Regions from separate parts of the Homo sapiens genome. Here region 1 is linked to region 2. A link is a loop called in an ENCODE intact Hi-C map of the cell type or tissue named here. Cell type or tissue: B cell. All regions are shown on one strand. Links, peaks and the distances in the headings refer to the core of each region. The heading gives the core; the rest is flanking DNA.

The links. Peaks named below come from ENCODE experiments on the same cell type or tissue, not always from the same donor. Only the 100,000 strongest peaks of a DNase experiment are listed, where the experiment ranks them.
Region 1: it touches region 2 in a loop (2.8-fold over the local background); 3 of 110 quality-filtered maps call a loop at or near these places.

What each region holds. Positions count from the first base shown.
Region 1 is chr6:14,060,501-14,073,050 of GRCh38, forward strand. No RefSeq gene overlaps it. Among named protein-coding and RNA genes, the nearest start is that of CD83, 51 kb to the right of the region's middle. RefSeq lists a silencer at 9,064-9,165. In B cell, for the core only: CTCF peaks have their summits at 6,492 (motif pointing left) and 6,692; a DNase peak (open chromatin) is centred at 6,501.
Region 2 is chr6:15,619,485-15,627,484 of GRCh38, forward strand. It overlaps DTNBP1 (dystrobrevin binding protein 1), which reads right to left. Exons shown (of 10, transcript NM_032122.5): 5 at 7,859-7,991. Among named protein-coding and RNA genes, the nearest start is that of DTNBP1, 40 kb to the right of the region's middle. RefSeq lists an enhancer at 2,271-2,370. In B cell, for the core only: CTCF peaks have their summits at 4,219 (motif pointing left) and 4,419; DNase peaks (open chromatin) are centred at 2,373 and 4,237; H3K27ac peaks cover 2,449 bases.

The DNA.
Region 1 (12,550 bases), core at 1,942-9,941, 1.6 Mb before region 2:
CTGACGACTCCAAGCACTAGAGTTTGCATCCTCAATGCCCTTGAATGAAAGGGTCTTGAGGTTTTATCTAGTCCTACCCAACAACAACAAAAAAATTTGAGCATTGACCTCTGATTTTTGGACCCAAAGGGACCTTGGTGGAAAATGATTCCAGTCCCCTCTTTTTCTGGATCCATCAGATGAGTGATAATTTAGAATTCAGTTGGTTTTGTTTTGCTCCAAACTCATCCTCATAAAGTTCCAATGATGAAAAGATATGGACTTAGGTGCTAGGAGTTGTGTTCAACTTTCTTCTTGGAACACCCAGTAGTCTTGAGGACATATCTAAAAGACAATTTCATGTCTTTTTTTTTGTTTGGGCAAGAACAATGCTTTAATATTATTATATGATTCTTTTCAAACATAAATATACGCTTATGGCATTATGTGTAAAACACACATTTTTAAAATCCAAGAGCAGGCTTACACTTGAAGAGCAACATTTTAAAAATGTTTCTTTCCTACCTTTAATAAGTGCATATCTATTGTAAAGTGCATTTCCAATGTGATCCTAAGCCTCTGAGACAGTTAATCCCCAGTTTACAAAGCAGAGACCCAGCTTGGTTAGAGGATGATTTGCTCTAGGTCGGAGACAAAGCCAGTGACCTTGGCAATGAACAGCTAGTTAGAGTTGAGTGATTTCCAGGTCAGCACAAAAGATGAAGCCCTGCCAAACAGAGCTGTGGTCACTGATTTTGTTGGCTTGATAGTGACTGAACTGGTTTTTATTCATCCCATAGTGCCTGTTCTTATATTCACTGAGAAGGATGGTTTATGTTCAAATTTTGTTTGAAGAGATTTATAGCATTCAGAGGGTAGAGATGAAAATATGATCTTCTCCTTAACTTTTAGGATTATAATTCTGGGGAAGATGAACGATCGTTTAATTCTAAAAACACAACAAAAAAAATTTAAGCTTTAATTTAATAGCATTGCCATGAATTTAATCTTTCAAACAATTTGCACAAAATGTTAGGCATTGCTATGGTCTATATGTGGTCTATATGTGACCCTCAAAATTCATATGTTAAAACTTAATCACCAATGGGATAGTATTAAGAGATGGGGCCTTTAGGAAGTGATTAAGTCATGAATGGATTAATGCTCTGATAAAAAGAGGTTGAAGGGAGCATTCTAGTATGCCTTTTTGCCGTTTTCACCCCTTCCACCATGAGGATACAGCAACAGGTCCCACACCAGACACCAGTTGTAAGTGTCTTGATCTTGGATCTCCCAGTCTTCAGAACTGTAAGAAATAAATTTCTCTTCTTATAAATTATCCAGTTTCAGATATTTTGTTATGTCAGCACAAATAGATCAAGACAGGCATGCTGTAACGTTCTGATATGTCAAATTTAGAGTAGCTATGTCAAAAATCACGGGTATTTCCTGTGGCTATAACTTACGTTTGTGTCTTATTTCCTGAAACCATTCATAGATCTACTTACTTGGATCACATACTTCCAATACATTTTGTCACCTTAATAGACTGAATAAGAAAAATAAAAATGTCTGGGTCTTGAGTATACTAGCCGGGTGACTTTAAGTTTCTATGCACGTGAATATTCTCATTGGTGGGTCTAATTCTCATCTATAGGTTACTGCCTTTTATGGTCTGAATAGTGTCCCCCCAAATTCATATGTTAAAGTCCTAACCCCAAAACCTCAGAATGTATCTGGAGATAAGGTCTTTAAATAGGTAATTAAGTTACAAGAAGATCTTTAGGGTAGTTCCTAATCCAATATGACCAGTGTCCTTATAAGAAGAGGGAGTTGTGACACAGATATGTACATGCATAGAGGAAAGACCATGTGAAGATACTGGAAGAAGATGGCCATCTACAAGCCAAGGAGAGAATCCTCAGAATGAAACCAGCTGACCTTGATCTTGGACCTTAAGCCACCAAAACAGTTAGGAAATAAGTTTCTGTTGTTTAAGCCAACTAGTGTGTGTTTCTTTGTTATGGGAGCCCTAGTAGATTGATACAGATTTTGGTACTGGGAGTGGGGTGCTGATATAACAAATACCAAAAAATTCAAAGTGGCTTTGGAACTGGGTAAGGCTAGAAGAGTTTTGAGGCCATATTAAAAAAACCTAGTTCCTCGAAGAGCCTGTTAATAGAAATATGGACATTAAATATGCTTCTGGTGAGGTCTCACACGGAAATGAACATATTTTGGGCACTGGAGGAAAGATGATCCTTGTTACAAAGTGGCAAAGAACTTGGCTGAATAGTGTTCTAGTGTTTTGCGGAAGGTAAAACTCTTAAGTGACAAACTTGGGTATTTAGCTGAGGAAATCCCTAAGCAAAGTGTTGAAGGTTTCTCTTTACCACTTACAGCAAAATGTGAGAGCACAGAGTTAAGTTGAAGAAGAAATTGTTAAGCAAAAAGGAACCAGAATTTGAAGACTTGGAAAATTCTCAGCTATATATATTACAATGCATGAAGAGTTAGGTTAAAAGAATATCTTTAGGGTGGTCTCTAATCCAATATGACCAGTGTTATACAGTATTGAATAACAATACTGTCTTTTATGTTACAGGGTAGCTATGATGATCAAATGTAATTGGTTTTATATGTACTCTAAGATCTTGGTAAACTATAAATTGTTCTACAAAAATAAGGTGCAACAAAGATAAGATGAGGCTTGGATCTTTAAAGTCTCAATCCAGCCCTCTTTCTAATATATTATCTCATGCCAAAGACTTCTAGACTTCCAGCAAATCAGATCAACAAGCATTTAATTAAATACTCTGAACAGCACACGAATAGATACAGTAAGGTGGCCAGCACAGTGGCTAATGCCTGTAATCTCAGCACTTTGGGAGGCCAAGGCAGGAGGACTGCTTGAGGCCAGGAGTTTGAGACCAGCCTGGGCAATATAGAGAGACCCCATCTCTATAAAACATAACAAAATTAAAAAATTAGCTAGGTGTGGTGGTGTGCACCTGTAGTCCCAGCTACTTGGGAGCCTGAAGTGGGAAGATCATTTAAACCTCTGAGTTTGAGGCTGCAGTGAGCTATGATCATCACTGCACTCTAGCCTGGGCAATGGGGTCTCAAAATAAGCAATAGAAAATAAGAAGAAGGCACAGTCTTTCCTCCACAGTATCTAGAAAGCAAAAAATAAACATATTTCTCAGCTAATAAACTACACAGCAATCTTGAGATAATATATTTTCAGCTTTCCACATTAATTAATTGGTTAACCTCTAAAGCAAGTTGGTATTCTTCCTAACATCTTTTGGGGAAATGACAAAAGCAAATTCAATTTAGAATCTTATAAACTTTTATTCTTTTTTGTTGGTTTGGCACAGACACATTTCTTTTTTCTTTATAACTTCTATTATTCTCTTGGAAGGGCCAGGTTTTCAAATCAGAGGCTGACATCACAGTTTGCAGCTCCTGCCAAACAAAAGTTTCCGATGGAGAATATTTGCAAATTTGACCACTGATTTAATTAAAAACGTTCCCAAGAAGTGTAAAAGAACAAGTTTTCAGATCTTTATTTGCAATTGTGAAGCAGTCTGGAAGCTTGAGCCGTGATATCTACCTTTAGTACTTCTTAGGAAGCTCAAAGCATGCAGCCTCCTGAGAGTGGAAAGCTTTCATCCTTTCTTTCCTCATTCAACCTCACCATTGCTTTTGGAAAGCCACATCTGCTGGAATATAGGGGTTAAAATTCTGTCTTCCCCTAGTCACAGGGGTAAAAATTTTCACAAAATTAATAATAATAATAATAATAATAAATAATGGGGGGCTGGGCATGGTGGCTCACGCCTGTAATCCCAGCACTTTGGGAGGCTGAGGCAGGAGGATCACCTGATGTCAGGAGTTCAAGAGCAGCCTGGCCAACATGGTGAAACCCTGTCTCTATTAAAAATACAAAATTAGCCGAGTGTGGTGGCACATGCCTGTAATCCCAGCTACTGGGGAGGCTAAGGCAGGAGAATTGCTTGAACCCAGGAAGCAGAAGTTGCAGTGAACCAAGATCATGCCACTGCACTCCAGCCTGGATGACAGAGGAATACTCATTCTCAAAAATAAATAAATAAATAAAGAATGGGAAGAGAAGAGAGAAGATAATTGAAGGACACCCAGAAACCTTTCCCATCATGTCAGAAATTTACCAGCTACATGAACATTTGCTTCCGAGACAGTATCTGCATGGATCATATCAACTGACTAATCTTCATGGGAATAATTCTTTTTGTAAACCTTTTTGCTTTCTAAGGAATCCACTTGAAAGAAAAGATCTTGGATACAATGGCCCCTTACTACAGTTCTGTGAGGTGTTACGGAAATGTAATCATATCCTCCATCAGTGATTTAAGGGAGTACAGTAGTGAATTATTTTGTAAAGTGTAGAATTTTCTTCCTACTTGAAGAGTCTCTCACTCACTTTTGATTTTTAAGTTTGGATTTTCATGTATTTGTCTCAAAGTCAGAGACATAAATCAACACATGACCCCAAAGGAATACTGGAGGACTACACAAGGGTCTCTGGCAGAGCAAATCTGTTCTGATTCCACACCACCCATCTTCACTCACGACAGAGTCGCAGCGTGGGACAGTGCCTCCGTTCCTATAAAGAAAGGCCACTCTCAGTGTGTTCGGCTGTGCTGTCATGCACTACTACACATATCCCAAGAACCCCAGATACTGAAAAAAGAGAAGTTGCTTTCCCAAAACAGAGTTTTTTCCTATGATCAGCTCATGATCATCTCTCTCCCTTTATCTTTCTTAACCCTAAAAAACCAGTTTTACTATTCATCCATCCTAACAAGGTAAATTAGCCAAGACCTTACCACACCTCCTTTACACTTTCATCTTCCCCCTTTTAGCTGCCTTTAGCAGCCTTATGGATGGGGTTTCACATCTCCCTATATTCTGTACAGGCTGTGTGTGTGCATGCATGTGTGTCCCTGTGTGTGTGTATCTGTGTCTGTCTCTGTGTCCCTCTGTGTGTATATCTGTGTGTTTCTGTGTCCCTGTGTGTATGTATCTATGTCTGTCTCTGTGTGTGTGTGTGTATCTCTGTCTGTGTGTGTGTGTATTTGTGTGTGTGGGGGGGGGTGGGTATGTGTGGTGTGTTTCTCTGTATTCCTTTTCATTTCTCCCTAGGTGGCTGTGCCCAGATCGCCTCTCTACTCCTTCAGATAAAAAGCAAAGGGCTTTGGGGAGGCTGAGGCAGGAGGTTCACTTGAGCTCAGGAGTTAGAGACTAGCCTGGGCAACATAGTGAGACCTCGTCTCTCCAAAAAACTTTAAACAAAAACTTGAAAAAGCAAAGAGCCTTGGGTAATAGTGACAGTAGTCACAGCTAGCGTCCACATGCAGCTTCCTGTGTATGCATCAGGCAGCTCATCACCTGTATATCTGTGGACCACTTTAATCCTCATCACAACCATACGAAGGTGGAACTATTAGTCTCATTTTACAGATGAGGAAATGGCTACGTAAACTCTTGTAAAGAAATCCAGACAAGGCCGGGTGCGGTGGCTCACACCAGTAATCCCAGCACTTTGGCAGGTCTTGGCGGGTGGATCACTTGAGGTCGGGAGTTCGAGACCAGCCTGGCCAAAATGGTAAAACCCCTTCTCTACTAAAAATACAAAAGTTAGCCAGGCATGGTGGTGCGTGCCTGTAATCCCAGCTACTCGGGAGGCTGAGGCAGGAGAATAGCTTGAACCTGGGAGGTGGAGGTTGCAGTGAGCCAAGATTGCACCACTGCACTCCAGCCTGGGCAATACAGTGAGACTCAGCCTCAAAAAAGAAAAAAAACAAAACAAACGGAAACAAAACAAAAAAGAAATCCAAAGGAATGAATAATGAACAATACACTGTCCCTCAAATGTGCTCTCCCCTCAGGCTCACGTTCTTCAGTATATACACATATGCTTACTATATGTGACTACTGTAGTACTATACATTACTACTGTGTCTTAGCTCATTCACCTTAGAGACAAATGGATAGTAAAATTATTTTTTTTTTAGAGTTAGGAAAGGAAAAAAGAAGAGGAGAGGGGTCATGAGTTGATTATATAAACAAACCTTGTTTTGAAGAAGTAGCTTCTCTTATCTCAATGTGTGTGTGTGTGTGTGTGTGTGTGTGTGTGTGTGTGTGAGAGAGAGAGAGAGAGAGAGACAGAGAGAGACAGAGACAGAGTATATGTAGAGCACAGGTTTGGAAAAATCCCTATACCATAAAATATTTCATTGCATCCTTCATGTAATGTATTCATGAGCCTGTAGCTTTCCTTCCTTCCTCCAAGGTAGTCACAGGGGACAACAGTCGTGAGTTGACCTGCTCACAGAGTGTCTAGATAGCGCTGGCACCCAGTAATCCCATTAAAATTTTCCTTAAGGTTCTCTTCCACCTCAAGCCTCAAGACTTGAAACTTGGCAGCCTGCTACCTGGTAAAGCACACATCTTCATGGTACATTACTGCCACCTAGAGCTGATATATTGAAACACAGATTCTAGATAAAGCAAAACTGAGAACAAAGCAAAATAAAAAGTCACGCCCAGCCCTGTCCTAAAGCAAGCTGTTTTAGTCCAAGCAGTTTAGATTAAAAATATAATGGACTTTAAGATGAAATTCCTTTCTTCAAGACGTCCAACTTCCTATCTCTGTAAGTGGGTTACCATCCAATAATATTCAAATTAAAAAGCTCAAATGTAGTAGCTGTCAAAATAAGGAAGAAGGAATTTGAGAGAGAGAGACAGGGAGAGAACATGTTTTGAAAAATAAACCTTTGCAGTTGTAGCCATCATTTGAAAGATGAGGAAACTGAAGCTCAAAGCTGTAACGGATTTCTTTTTTTTTTTCTTTTTTTGAGACAGAGTCTTGCTCTGTCTCCCAGGCTGGAATGCAGTGGTGTGATCTCAGCTCACTGCAACCTCTGCTTCCCAGGTTCAAGCGATTCTCCTGCCTCAGCCTCCCAAGTAGCTGGGATGACAGGCGCCCGCCACCATGCCAGGCTAATCGTTTGTATTTTTAGTAGAGACAGGGTTTCGCCGTGTTGGCCAGGCTGGTCTTGAACTCCTGACCTCAGGTGATCCACTTGCCTTGGCCTCCCAAAGTGCTGGGATTACAGGCGTGAGCCACCACACCCTGCCTGTACCAGATTTCTTGAGTTCAAATCACTAGCAAGCAGTTCTGGCAAGATGGAATACAGGGCTCTGGTTTTTTATTCCAAAATGAAATCATAACACAGAATCAGCGTAAGCCTTAACATAACTCCACAATTAGTGGTGGCCTTCCAACTGCTCCACCCACAGTCCTGGGGGGGGGTGTGTCCATGTGCTGTTCTGTGTGAAGGTCACCCTTGGTAAGATCTGGTGGCTTTGGGATTCATTCCTGGGAGCAGCGTTGGGTATACACCCATCTGTGCACATCCTCTCCGCCAACCAGCAGATGCTTGTCAGATAGTGGCTGAGGTTAGAGGGCAAAGTCTGTGAGTGGAGACCCTGATCTACAAGGGCAGAGACCATAAAACAAGCTTTATTATACCGTGTTCTCACCCACCATTCCTCAATCTGGGAGGTGTAAGGAAGCTGTTCTTGTTAAGTGAAGATGTGGCCCAGATGGAGGAAAGGAAGGAGAGTCTGTTTTGTGATCTTTCTTGTGCTTGGACGTCACTGGAGAAGTCTATAGACCTATTCTTAAAATAATGGTTTCAAATGCATAAAAGGAAATACATGGGATTGTAAAGGAAACCAATTATGGGCAAGCGAAGTAACCACATTCTTTAAAAATATGTGATATTATGTGTCTTAGTCATCTTGGCTACTATAACAAACAAGCTGCCCACAGACTGGGCGGCTTAAGCAACAGACAATGATTTCTTATAGATCTAGAGGCTAGAAGTCCAAGATTACGATGCTGGTGAGAGACAGGACTAGCTGGATTTCCTAGGCTGACTAAGAATCCCTAAGCCTAGCTGGGAAGGTGACCGCATCCACCTTTAAACACAGGGCTTGCAACTTAGCTCACACCTGACCAATCAGGTAGTAAAGAGAGCTCACTAAAATGCTAGTTAGACAAAAACAGGAGGTAAAGAAATAGCCAATCATCTATCGCCTGAGCACGGAGGTGGGGGGACAGTGATCAAGATATAAACCCAGGCATTGGAGCTGGCAACGGCAACCCGCTTTGGGTCCCCTCCCTTTGTATGGGAGCTCTGTTTTCACTCTATTAAATCTTGCAACTGCACTCTTCTGGACCGTGTTTGTTACGGCTCGAGCTGAGCTTTCGCTCACTGTCCACCACTGCTGTTGGCCACTGCCGCAGACCCGCCGCTGACTTCCATCCCTCCGGATCTGGCAGGGTGTCCGCTGTGCTCCTGATCCAAGGAGGCGCCTGTTGCCACTCCTGATTGGGCTAAAAGTTTGCCATTGTTCCTGCACGGCTAAGTGCCCGGGTTCCTCCTAATGGAGCTGAACACTAGTCGCTGGGTTCCACGGTTCTCTTCCGTGACCCACAGCTTCTAATAGGGCTATAACACTCACCGCATGGCCCAAGCTTCCATTCCTTGGAATCCGTGAGGCCAAGAACCCCAGGTCAGAGAATAAGAGGCTTGCTGCCATCTTGGGAGCGGCCCCCCCGCATCTTGGGAGCTCTAAGAACAAAGACCCCTGGTAACACTGGCAGATTTGGGTTTTGGTGAGGGCCCTCTGTCTGGCTTCACAGTGCCACCTTCTCCCTGGATCTCCACATGGCAGGGAGAGAGAGAGAGAGGAGTGGGGAGAGAGAGAGGACGGGGAGAGAGAGGTCTGGTATCTCCTCCTCTTCTTATAAGAGCACCAATTCCATCATAGGGACTCCAACCTCCTGATGCCATCTAAACCTAATCACCTCCCAAAGTTCCCACCTCCTAAATACCTTCACATTGGGCGTTAGTACTTCAACATATGACTTTGGAAAGGGGGGACACAAACTTTCAGACCTAATAACCACCATACTTGTGAAGGGGTGATGAGCATAGCTGGTATTTTGAGGTATCTGCCACAAGGAAAGAGAACATGAAAATATTGACAATTTCCTGTAGTGACAAAGTCTCAGGAACTTGGTATGCTATTGTGATTTGTTGCTTATGTACATAATTGAGGAAATGCTAAATTTCAGTAGGAAGTTAGTAAAAATAAGTATGTAATTTTCTCTCACCCATATTCGCAGACCCTGATTGTGACAGTTAATACTCAGTGTCAACGTGATTGGATTGAAGGATACAGAGTATCTCCCGTAGACTTCTCCAGTGAGGTCCAAGCACAAGAAAGATCACAAAACAGACTCTCCCTCTTTTCCTCAAAGATACAAAGATACAAAGTATCCTGGGTGTGTCTGTGAGGGCGTTGCTAACATTTGAGTCAGTGGGCTGGGAAAGGTAGACCCACCCGTAATCTGTGGCGGCACAATCTAATCAGCTGCCAGCTCAATTAGAATATAAGCAGGCAGAAAAACGTGAAAAGAGAGGCTGGCCTAGCCTCCCAGCCTACATCTTTCTCCCTTGCTGGTTGCTTCCTGCCCTCGAACATCGGACTCCAAGTTCTTCAGTTTTGGAACTCGGCCTATTGTGGGACCTTGTGATTGTGTGAGTTAACACTTAATAAACTCATATATATATATATATATATACACATATATACGTATATATATATATACACATATATATACATATATATGTGTGTGTGTGTGTGTGTGTGTGTGTATATATATATATATATATATATATATATATATATATGAGTTCTGTACCTCTAGAGAACCCTGACTAAAAACTGATATTCTGTCCGTGGGCCTTAGTTTATGAACCTCTGCCTTAGAGAATTCAGCAAACTTATTGGTTTGTAGTCAGCGGGATACAAGGAGTTTTGGAGCATGCTGCAATGGACTGTATTAAATAGCCCTGACAGGGTGCTGAGAGAGACAACTGTGATTGTGTGGGCAGGAATTGTCACACAAGCCGCCCCTGGCCGCAATATTCATCTTCCCCCAGCCATTTCTGGAATGGAGGACATGGATCAATTGTAAGGTCTATCCTAAATCCAGTGTCCTTTTCTCACTGCATGGCCTTGGGTGAAAGGGTGAAAAAGAATGTTAGCAGGTTGCGTCAGCCTCCTGGCCAGAGACCTCTGACTCCAATAGCGAGCTCTGCTTTTTTTTGTTGTTGTTATCTTCCTGGATATATTAGGAAATCCACAGATTTGTGTTCCTTAGGGAAACAGTTAATTTCTAGTGTTCAAGGCCAAATGAATCCTTTCATAAGTAGAGTAAAAGTTAAAATTCAAAAGGGGAGAGGTAGAAATAGTTGGGAGGGTGTCAAATCTCAATAGAAACATCTTTCCAAACTAGAAGCATTTTTTCTTGAACATTTTCAGTATCTAAACTAGTAAAAGATGTCTCAAAATATCTTTTCAACCTTGTTAAGGAAAACCATTGACCAATTCTAGAGGGACTATTTTAAAGCCATTTCTTTGAGTCCATCCTGAAATTAAAACACTCAGGGAGATGTTCTAATTAAACTTTCTAATAAAAAAGAAAAATGCCCCATATCACTTCATTTAGATGCTTCTCCTGCCTCCAAGTTAATAGTGTCATTGGTACCTTTTCAACATATGAGAGCTTAGGCTCACGGAAGGCCTCTAGTGCATGTACACCTGATGTTCACTGTGGTCAGATGTCCACAATGTGGCACTTCTGCAACAGGCATGCTTATGTGCTGGGGGTGGGGAGGGAGGATGATGACTATGCTGGGGAGGAAGGTGGGCTCCTGGCTGCAGGCACATTCAGAAAACTGTCCGCCTCCATCACCTTTCCAAAAGCCAGGCCTGCTTTAATGAGGTGGGAGCAGGAAGGAAGTGAAGACTTATCACAAGGGAAGCAGATGGGGGACAGAAGAAGCCAGAGAAGGGCAGTTATGGAATGCATTTGGAGTTATAAAAAAGTTAGTTGTTGCTCGGCGTGGTGGCTCATACCTGCAATCGCAGCACCTTGGGAGGCCAAGGTGGGCAGTTTGCTTGAGCTCAGGAGTTCAAAGCCAGCCTGGGCAACATGGTAAAACCCCATCTGTACAAAAAAATACAAAAATTTAGCCAGGTCTAGTGGCCCAAGCCTGTAGTCCCAGCTACTCGGGAGGCTGAGGTGGGTGGATCACCTGAGCCTGGGGAGTTGGCTGCAGTGAGCTGTGATGTCACTTACTGCACTCCAGCCTGGGCGACAGAGCAAGACTCTGTCTCAGAAAAAACAAAAACAAAAACAAAAAACAAGTTGTGGCCTGTCATCTCAGCACTTTGGGAGGCCGACGAGGCGGGCAAATCACCTGAGGTCAGCAGTACGAGACTAGCCTGGCCAACATGGTGAAACCCCATCTCTACTAAAACCACAAAAGTTAGCCGGGCATGGTGGCACATGCCTGTAATCCCAGCTACTTGGGAGGCTGAGGCAGGAGAATCACTTGAACCCGGGAGGTGGTGGTTGTAGTGAGCTGAAATTGCGCCATTGCACTCCAGCCTGGGTGACAAAGTGAGACTCCGTCTCAAAAAAAAAAAAAAAAAAAAAAGTGGTCCTAGTGCTTTTTTGTGAAAAGGGAAATTCTCAATATGATGCAGACATACCCGCTGATTCCCGTAATTTCAGGCTGTTAGCAAGAAAAGCCAAGGGGATTTTTAAAAGCCCATGAGCCACATTCGGTGAATACACTGGGCATGTGCTCCACTCTCCCCAGCATCTGACTCATCTTAACACACAAACCAACAAATTCTCCACCCGAAGCCAGAGTGCAGCCTGACCAACATGCCTCTTGGTTTTTAAGGGTCTTTATCTTTTGAGAGGATAGACACTAAAACAATTTGTACTGGCCGGGCATGGTGGCTCACACCTGTAGTCCCAGCACTTTGGGAGGCCAAAGTGGGTGGATCACCTGAGGTCAGGAGTTCAAGACCAGCCAGGCCAACATGGTGAAACCCCATCTCTACTAAAAATCAAAAACTAGCTGGGCTTGGTGGTGCATGCCTGTAATCCCAGCTACCTGAGAGGCTGAGGTAGGAGAGTCGTTTGAACCCAGGAGGCAGAGGTTTCAGTGAGCCAAGATCATGCCACTGCACTCCAGCCTGGGTAACAGAGCAAGACTCCACTGTAAATAAATAAATAAAATAAAATAATTTGTACTGAATAAATGAAGACTAGCTCAGAGAATATAAAAGCATAAACATTTTATTTTGGTAAACTCTCTTTTAGTTTTTGTTTATACATCAATATTTAAATGCAAATATAAACAGAATATACCTTTTTATATAATTTATATTGTTTCAATATAATATGTACATTTTCTCATGATGGCCTATAGCCTTTGTAATTACCAAGTGGCTGTATACAGGGAGATAATATACCATAATTTATTAATTATGCTTCCATTTTTGCATATGCATTTCTTTTCCAATTTTTTGCTATTTTGATGTTTTTCCTTCATAGAGCTTTTTCCTTCACTTGAATTAAGGAGGCATT
Region 2 (8,000 bases), core at 1-8,000:
CTGAGGGACAGTCTACAAAATATCTGATCACCATGTCTCAAAAAATTGTCATGGTCATCAAAAACAAAAAATGTTTGAGAAACTGTCAGAGCCAGGAGGAGCCTAAGAAGACAAGATGACTAAATTTAATGTGGTCTCCTGAATGAGACCTTGGAACTGAAAATAATATTAAGTAAAAAAAAATTAATAAAGTATGAATTTTTATTAATGAAGATTTTATTTTTAATTAATCTTTGTTTGATCCAAACAGCTATTAGATAATCCAGAAGTGTTGACATTTTCTCTTTTTATCCTCCTCTCAAGCATTTATCCTTTGAGTTAGAAACAATCCAATTACATTCTTTAAGTTATTTTAAAATATACAATTAAGTTATTATTGGCAATAGTTACCCTACTGTGCTATAAAATAGTAGGTCTTATTCCTTTTTTTTTTTTGACACTTTCTAATATCCTAAATTTTAACTCTATTAAATATTTGTGCTTATAAAAACTCCCTCTCCTCTCTGCTAGGGTGTAAGGCTTAAAAACATGAATTTGGTCGGGGGGGAATAACATTTTATTCAAAAGTGAAAATTTGATGACAAGCAGTTTAGCAGTTTTCTTCAGACATTTTAGGTACTGACTTTTATCATATTAATATATCACGGTAAATCTGGAAAAGGCTAATAATAATGTAGTTCATGGTGCTTTTGAATCTAGCTTCAGGGACCACATCAAACAGCTACTATATGTGATTATGGAACGCTTAAATGAAACAATTTGTAAAATCTAAATTTTAGCCAATAACTGTATTTAAGATTTTAAAGAATGTCATAAATGGTACATAAGGAGTTTATATGGGGGAATCAGGCAAAATGATGTACTGCCATTTATATATATATTTTTTTGTAGAGACGAGACCTCACTATGACCTGGCTGGTCTTGAACTCCTGGGCTTGAGCGATCTTCCTGCGTTGGCCTCCCAAAGTGCTGGAATTACAGGTGTGAGCCACCCCACCCAGCCTACATTGTTTTTTGTTTTATTAAATGAAAAACTGACTAGGAGATTCAGCTTGGGAGCTAGTACTCCTAGTACTAAAGAAGCAATATTCAGCTCATTCTGTTATAACTAGTCTGACATGGTCTTAAAATGTATAAAACACTATCATAGCTAATAGGATTATTTAAAAGGCTGTTTCATTTTGATTAGTGATAAAAACTAGAATAGTTAAATTTAATATAGACTCCATTTAACTCTAAGCTACTTGGTGCATTCAGTATCGTGCATGTATGCTTAGCATATGGGGGACGGGTTAAGAGCTAGGCTTTGAAGCACAAGCTTAAAAACCCAGCTCTGCTCCTGCCAGATGAGATGCAATGTGATACCTCGTCTGTGAAGAGAGAGCTAACAACACATATCTTGCAAAGCTGTTAAAAGGATTAAATGAGCCGAAGTACCTAAACTTAATACTTGACAGTAAATAATTAATGTTTGAATATAAAAAATAGAGAAAATTTTTAGATTAGCTAAGTTTTATATTTAATAAAAGTGATTGAAAACTAATAATTTCATTGACCAGTAATGATCATGATGTAAACAAGATCTATGGATCTATTAGATCAAAATGTCAACAACATTTTCATTTTTATCTTACAAACTTACACACCTATAAGTTATTTTCCAGGCTATAGTCTTAGACTTAAGATCTCCTACAGGTAAAAGGAATTAAATTTCAAATGATTTTTCTGAAAAGAAACTATGTAATGGAGCCAACAATTATTCTATGCTGGAAAATGTGTATGTTCTTTTTACCTCTTTAATCTTTATCTGGACAGATGGCAATTTCCATTTAGATTCTAGCTCTGTTGGTTGACTACAGAGCTAATGAGGCCAGGAACTTAAATGAGGTTGATCTCTAGGCAGGCCAATTAATTTCTCACAGACAGAAATTCTGTTCTAGGTACAAATTGTACTTGCTGCCCTAGTCACTCTTTTGTTAATAACGTGGGGACCAGATGAAAACATGTGAGTGGTTTATCAACCTGGAATTCCTAATGAGAAACAAACTGTACATACTTCTGAATAGGACGGCCTCATGCTCTTGTGCTGAATGACAAATTTAGACTAAAAATGCTTGAAATAGTCCGTGGTCATTTTACTGCTAACACCAAATTCATATTTATGTTCTCCCCTTTAAAAAGCTTCACAGGCTCCCCAGCCCTTTCAAGTTAAACTCCTTATCATTCAGAGAGCTACTGCTCTCTGGCCACAAACTGTTTACTTCACTTCTTTCCTTCACATATTCTACATTACAGCAAAACAAGAGGAGTACTGAGCGTTGGTGCCTCCTCCTCCTTGCCTCTGCCTGTCCCTAACCCCGGCCTGTCTTTTCAGGCTTAGGCCAGTGGCAGCCCGCCCTCCTCCCACAGGGCTCCCTTCCTCTTCTGTGCTTCCCCAGACCTTTCAGCCTCACACAGGACTCACATTCTGACTGATATCATCCAACCAGTTGTGTACTCTCATATCTCTCAGGAATCAGTAAGGGCCTTAAAGGTGCAGACTGTATTTTTGCTTTTTTGCTATCCCCTAATAACCCTGTCTGTTGAATTCAATAAAGAATAATTTCTGGTGATAGAATGATTTTATTACTCTAACATGTAAAATAACTGAGAAGGCAAAACTATTCATGGTCATCTAGTTTAAATATTAAGAGACTATGCCAAATTTTGTAAAAGAATAAACATGAGCAGAGAACTTAGAAAACATTAAACAACATGATGATACTTTTAGTATATTAAACCAGGTCACATTATCAGTGACTTAAAACAGAAGAAATGATGAAAATTTTCCATTTTAACACTTAGCAGACTTGAAATCAGTAACAAAATATAAAATAATTGCATTGAAAAAAATAAAGGTTCATCCCCTTATATTAAACTTAAAAAAGCTCTTCATATAATAATGACAAGTACATACGTAATGTGTATTCCGAATATTTTATGTTGAATTTAAGTTAGCAGAAATTTAATTTCCCTGTCACAGCCTGCTCATTTCCTGTTGCAAAACAAGTTGCATATATGAGTACATTTGGTAACCAACTTAGGATGCATATACATAAAATACTAGCAGGCCTCCATGGACACAAATATACCTTTACAAGAAGCTCAAGCCTCACCATTTTGCTCGCTATAACAACCGCATATGTCTCATTTAGTGATCAGTGAAAGAGATAGGTAGAATTTTATTGTGAAAAGCCATTTGGGAATGCCTGACAGCTGTGCAAAAAAGAGCTTCACAAATTTTTGCAAGAAGGCCGTCCCAGAGGAAAAGCAATTCTGTTTGGAATTTTTCTTTGTGCCATTTGTTTCAAATACATATCATCTGTAGTGTAACCACTGATATATAAAGAATGAAGCAGCACACTAAAATTATTTCCCACTTAATGAGTTATTTTCTAACAAAATAATTAGCCTTATGGAACAAAGAACTCTCCTTGGCTGCAAACCCATAGGTCACAGAGGCCAGGTACTGAAAGACCACAAGACTGTTCAAATGCTTACGTTACACTTTTATGTACTAAGGTAATAAGGTAATGATGGTATGAATAAGGAAACTTTAAGAAGTACATTAACTTGCAAAAGCCATTATGGAACAAATGAGATCTATGTAGTAGCCTAAAAGGTGTCTAAGAGAATTAATGTGCCTCTTGAAGGGTCTAGCCTCAGAAAGGAACCTGGACATCTGATAATCTAGTCCATGAAAAACTGACAGAGCTATGATAATCTCTTTGTTAGATGCCCTCTAAAATTCTGTACAGAAAAAAGCAAAATAATACTGTATCAGGCTAGGTCAAACCAAAAGAAAAACACAAACTCAGTATACGGCTGCTATTCTCTTATATCTAAGAATTCTTATCTAAGAGTTAACAGCATCTTCTGGCTGGGTACAGTGGCTCAATCCTGTAATGCCAGAGCTTTGGGAGGCTGAGGCAGGAAGATCGCTTGAGTCCAGGAATAGTCTGAGGCTGCAGTGAGCTATGATCACATCACCATGCTACAGCCTGAACAACAGAGTGAGACTCTGTCTCTTAAAAAAATTAAAATTTTAAAACAAAAACAAAACCCAGAATCTTCTGTTCTAGATGAAGGGAACAGTCTTTTAAAAATAGGTCATATAAAATAAACTAAGAGAAAATTCAAAGACAAGGCTTTAACATTTTGAACTTCAATAAAGGAATAGGATTATACTACCCTCTAGTGGAAGTTCAAGATAATTCAGTATATACTTTTCAAACATATTTTTCCAGTTTTATGATTAAAAAGCACTGTGGTTTTTCACAGAATAAGAAAGTGCATAGAATCTGGATAAAAATATTCCATTGTATGCTTACACACCTTCAATGTACAGAATACTAATATCACCACATTGAATCTTGTGGTTTTGCATTCTAAACTGTTTTGCAGCACAAGCTAAACTGCCTAACATCCATCCAAACCCTCGTGTCACAGAATAATGGTTTTGTGAATTCGCAAAGGCTAGAGAGGCCCCCATTAGAACGTCAGCATCTTGATGGCAGGTGCCCAGCCTTGTTCACTGCTGTGTGTCCAGAGTCTGTACGCAGTGCGTGGTGCGTGGCAGATGCCCAGCATGTACCAGGCACTGTGCTAAGTGGTTACGTTTGTCATCTCCTTTAATCCTCCAAATACCTACAAGACAGGTATGCTCATCGTCATTTTGCAGACAAGAAAACTAAAGCTTGGAGCCATTGAGAAATCTGCACAGTTTTTAAAGTGAGGAAGTTGGATTGGGAGCCAAACCCGATCTGTCAGTTCATAGCCCTTGTTTTCCAGTTCCCAGCATACCCTTATTACTTATTTTTAAAACGACAAACCTTACCAGTAAGTATCAATTAAATAGGCTCCTGTAAGCTGGACTGAAGCCAATATGAATGGATCATCTGTTGTAACTTAACAATTCCCAAGGGGCTAGGTACCAGGAGCCATATTAATGAAGCCATGGGATAACACAGCTAAAAGCATCATCAAAAGTCCAAATTGCTCACATAACATAAATCCTTTGCCCTTCAATAAAAGCAGGGCCTCTAGAGAGCAAAGTAAGACCAAAAGAGTGAAGCAGCCTGGAAAATGGAGGGACTGACAGGATATGGTGTTACATTTGACAGTGAAAGGGCAACAAGTTCAAAGAAGTTAGGGGGACCCTGTGACTAAATATAATCGGTTACCATTTTCTTCTAAGTTTGTTTTTATTTTTTATTATTGCTTAACTATTTAAGCTTTGTAATATTATGTCAAGGTATTTGGGTAATAATAGGAGAGATTTTGAGGCTTCCAAAAAAAAAAACCCAGTAAATGAGTAAGCATTTAAAACACTAAATGTTTCCAAAATCTAAGACTGATACATAAATGCATCAAAATGAATTCATAAAGTACATTAATGGTACAGATACATGTTTACACAACTCACTCCATCAAATTTGGCTTCAAAGTGTTTGTTTTCCTACTGTAAAGAATATCGTCAGCAATGATTCTATAAAGCTTAAATTGCTTAGCTAAAAGCCTCATGATTTTAAAACAACTCTCTCTGGGCTTATTCTAGGCCAACAAATACTAACTAGGTCTCTAAAATTCCAAGTTTTGATATGCTATCTTCCACAGTCATTCATTACTAATTATAAATATCAGGCAAATAACAGCAATAGATTAAAACCCAAAGGAAGCATGTATTTCAAAGGCTAACAGATAATTCAGATTGGCAATATATATGAAAAGCAACCATCCAGACATACCTTCTAAAAAAAACTGAACTAACTCTCTAAAAAGAGCTCAATATCGGTTAGACATAGATGAGAGGAAAAAAATGACTCAAATTAATTTAGCAGTGATTAACCAGAACAGTATATCAGATAATGTTTTAGCTTTCATTTGTCTTTAGTGTTAGATGTTCTCAGATTACTAAAAAAGAGAGGATTCAAGTGAACATTTGGAAGGCCTACCTTGTGCATTTAAGAAGCCAAAATGCAGTTTCTGAAGAATAAGGTCATGTGTCACTAAACATCAAACATTTTTCAGGATATTAGAATCCTAATTGGGAACGAACATACAATATATTCTATGAAAGACTTATAGAGACTGCATTTTCTAAACAGAATTGACTATGAAAATAATGAGAACTGTGGCAGAATGCATTTAATCAATAGAGTGGTATTAAGCAAACAACAACTATCCGTAAACAGATTTACTCTCAGCTGGGGAAATAAAAGAGGTTATCATAAGAGAACATGTCTGCAAAGAAACATACAACCAATGAAAAGCAAGTGACTCAAAGAGATACAGGAAGATGAGCTGAAAGAAAGTGGCTAAGAAGAATGTTCCGAACATCTTAAAGGCTATGTCCAAGGCTTGGGAAGGACCATTACTATACCTGTAAGAGGAAACCAATGCAGACGGCAATCACAGCCATTTTACACTTTTCTAAGACCCAGAATCTCTTTTCCATGCCCTGCCTTCAGAAATAACAAAACACTGACCCTGAAAGGCATGGCAACAGCCAGGGGACTTGAAGAATACAGTTCATAGAGACCTACTGAGAGCTCCCATCCCACTGCCTCATCACCTCATCCTACTGCCTCATACTGATATTGAGGATATCATCAATGTGGTTGGAATCCTAGATGCATTTATAAATTTTATGATTCTGAGCAAGTTGCAACCTCTCCAAGCCTTAGTTTATCTGTAAATTGGGAATAATAAAAGCTACTTTTGTGGGGTTCTTGTGAGAATTACAGATAGTATCTGTAAATCATCTAATCATCTCTGACATACAGTAGGTGCTATAAACATTAGCTACTGTTATCAGCAACAGCACTCCAAATACTACGTATCTATTTTGTTCACACACAAAAAACTGTCTTATGACTTGCCAATTACTTGCCTTGTAAATCAGTCATGTTTTGCTTTGAATAAGGCAATATTAAAAACAGGAGGAGATAATAGGGTATCTTTAGCTTCCCACCTAAAAGACTAAAACAGGTTATTAGCTCATACAGACAGCTCCTACCTCCTACTTTACTAAGATCTTAAGCTTGATTAGGAAATAGTAAGCTGCAATATTATCCTTAGATGTGGCATCATCAAACATAAAAGATAATTTTCTGAATATAAACCCAAGAAAAAAAGAATACCAACATAATCCATCCAAATGAACAACGACAAAAAAATAAATTTCCACAGAGTATAAATTTAGCCAAACAGGTACCCTAATTTACTTTGTTGTTGTTGTTGTTTGAGACAAGGTCTCACTATGTTGCCCAGGCTGGATTCAAACTCCTGGGCTCAAGCACTCCTCCTGCCTCAGTCTCCAGAATAGCTGCAACTGCAGGCACGTGCCACCACACCCAGCACAAGTACCCTCATTTAACCAGGTTTGTTTGATCTCCAATCCGTTTGAAGAGAAAAAAATACACTACAAGACATGAAGTTCTAGCATATCTAAATTTTAAAAGCAACAATTTCTGGAATACATTCTACAGTAAGGACAAAGTCACCTAATCCATTTTCTATATGTATGCTTTTAAACAGAGACCAAATGTCAACAAAGACAACCTGAGTCACTTTAAGAATCAACATAATTATAATTATGTGTCCGGAGCTGACCTGAGGCAGAAACAGAACTAATTTCTACACTTTACATCATTTTCTGTGGAATCCTCAACTAATCAAAATATGAAATCATGATTTTCCAAAAAATCCTGTTAACCCAGAATTTCATGTGTTCCTGAAAAGCTCTGAAATTACACCAAACCCTGCCCAAGTTGTTTTCATTCCTAAAAGTAATGTACAATGAAAACATTGGACTTACTCAGATTTGCTGTCATGGATTCTAAGTCTGCGATTAAAGCTGGGAGCTGCTGGAGCTGCTCTTGCAGCTCCACGAGGCTTGTCTTTTTCTTCTCCCAGTGCGCAGAAAGCATGACCACCTCGCTATCCACCAGCTGCAGCAC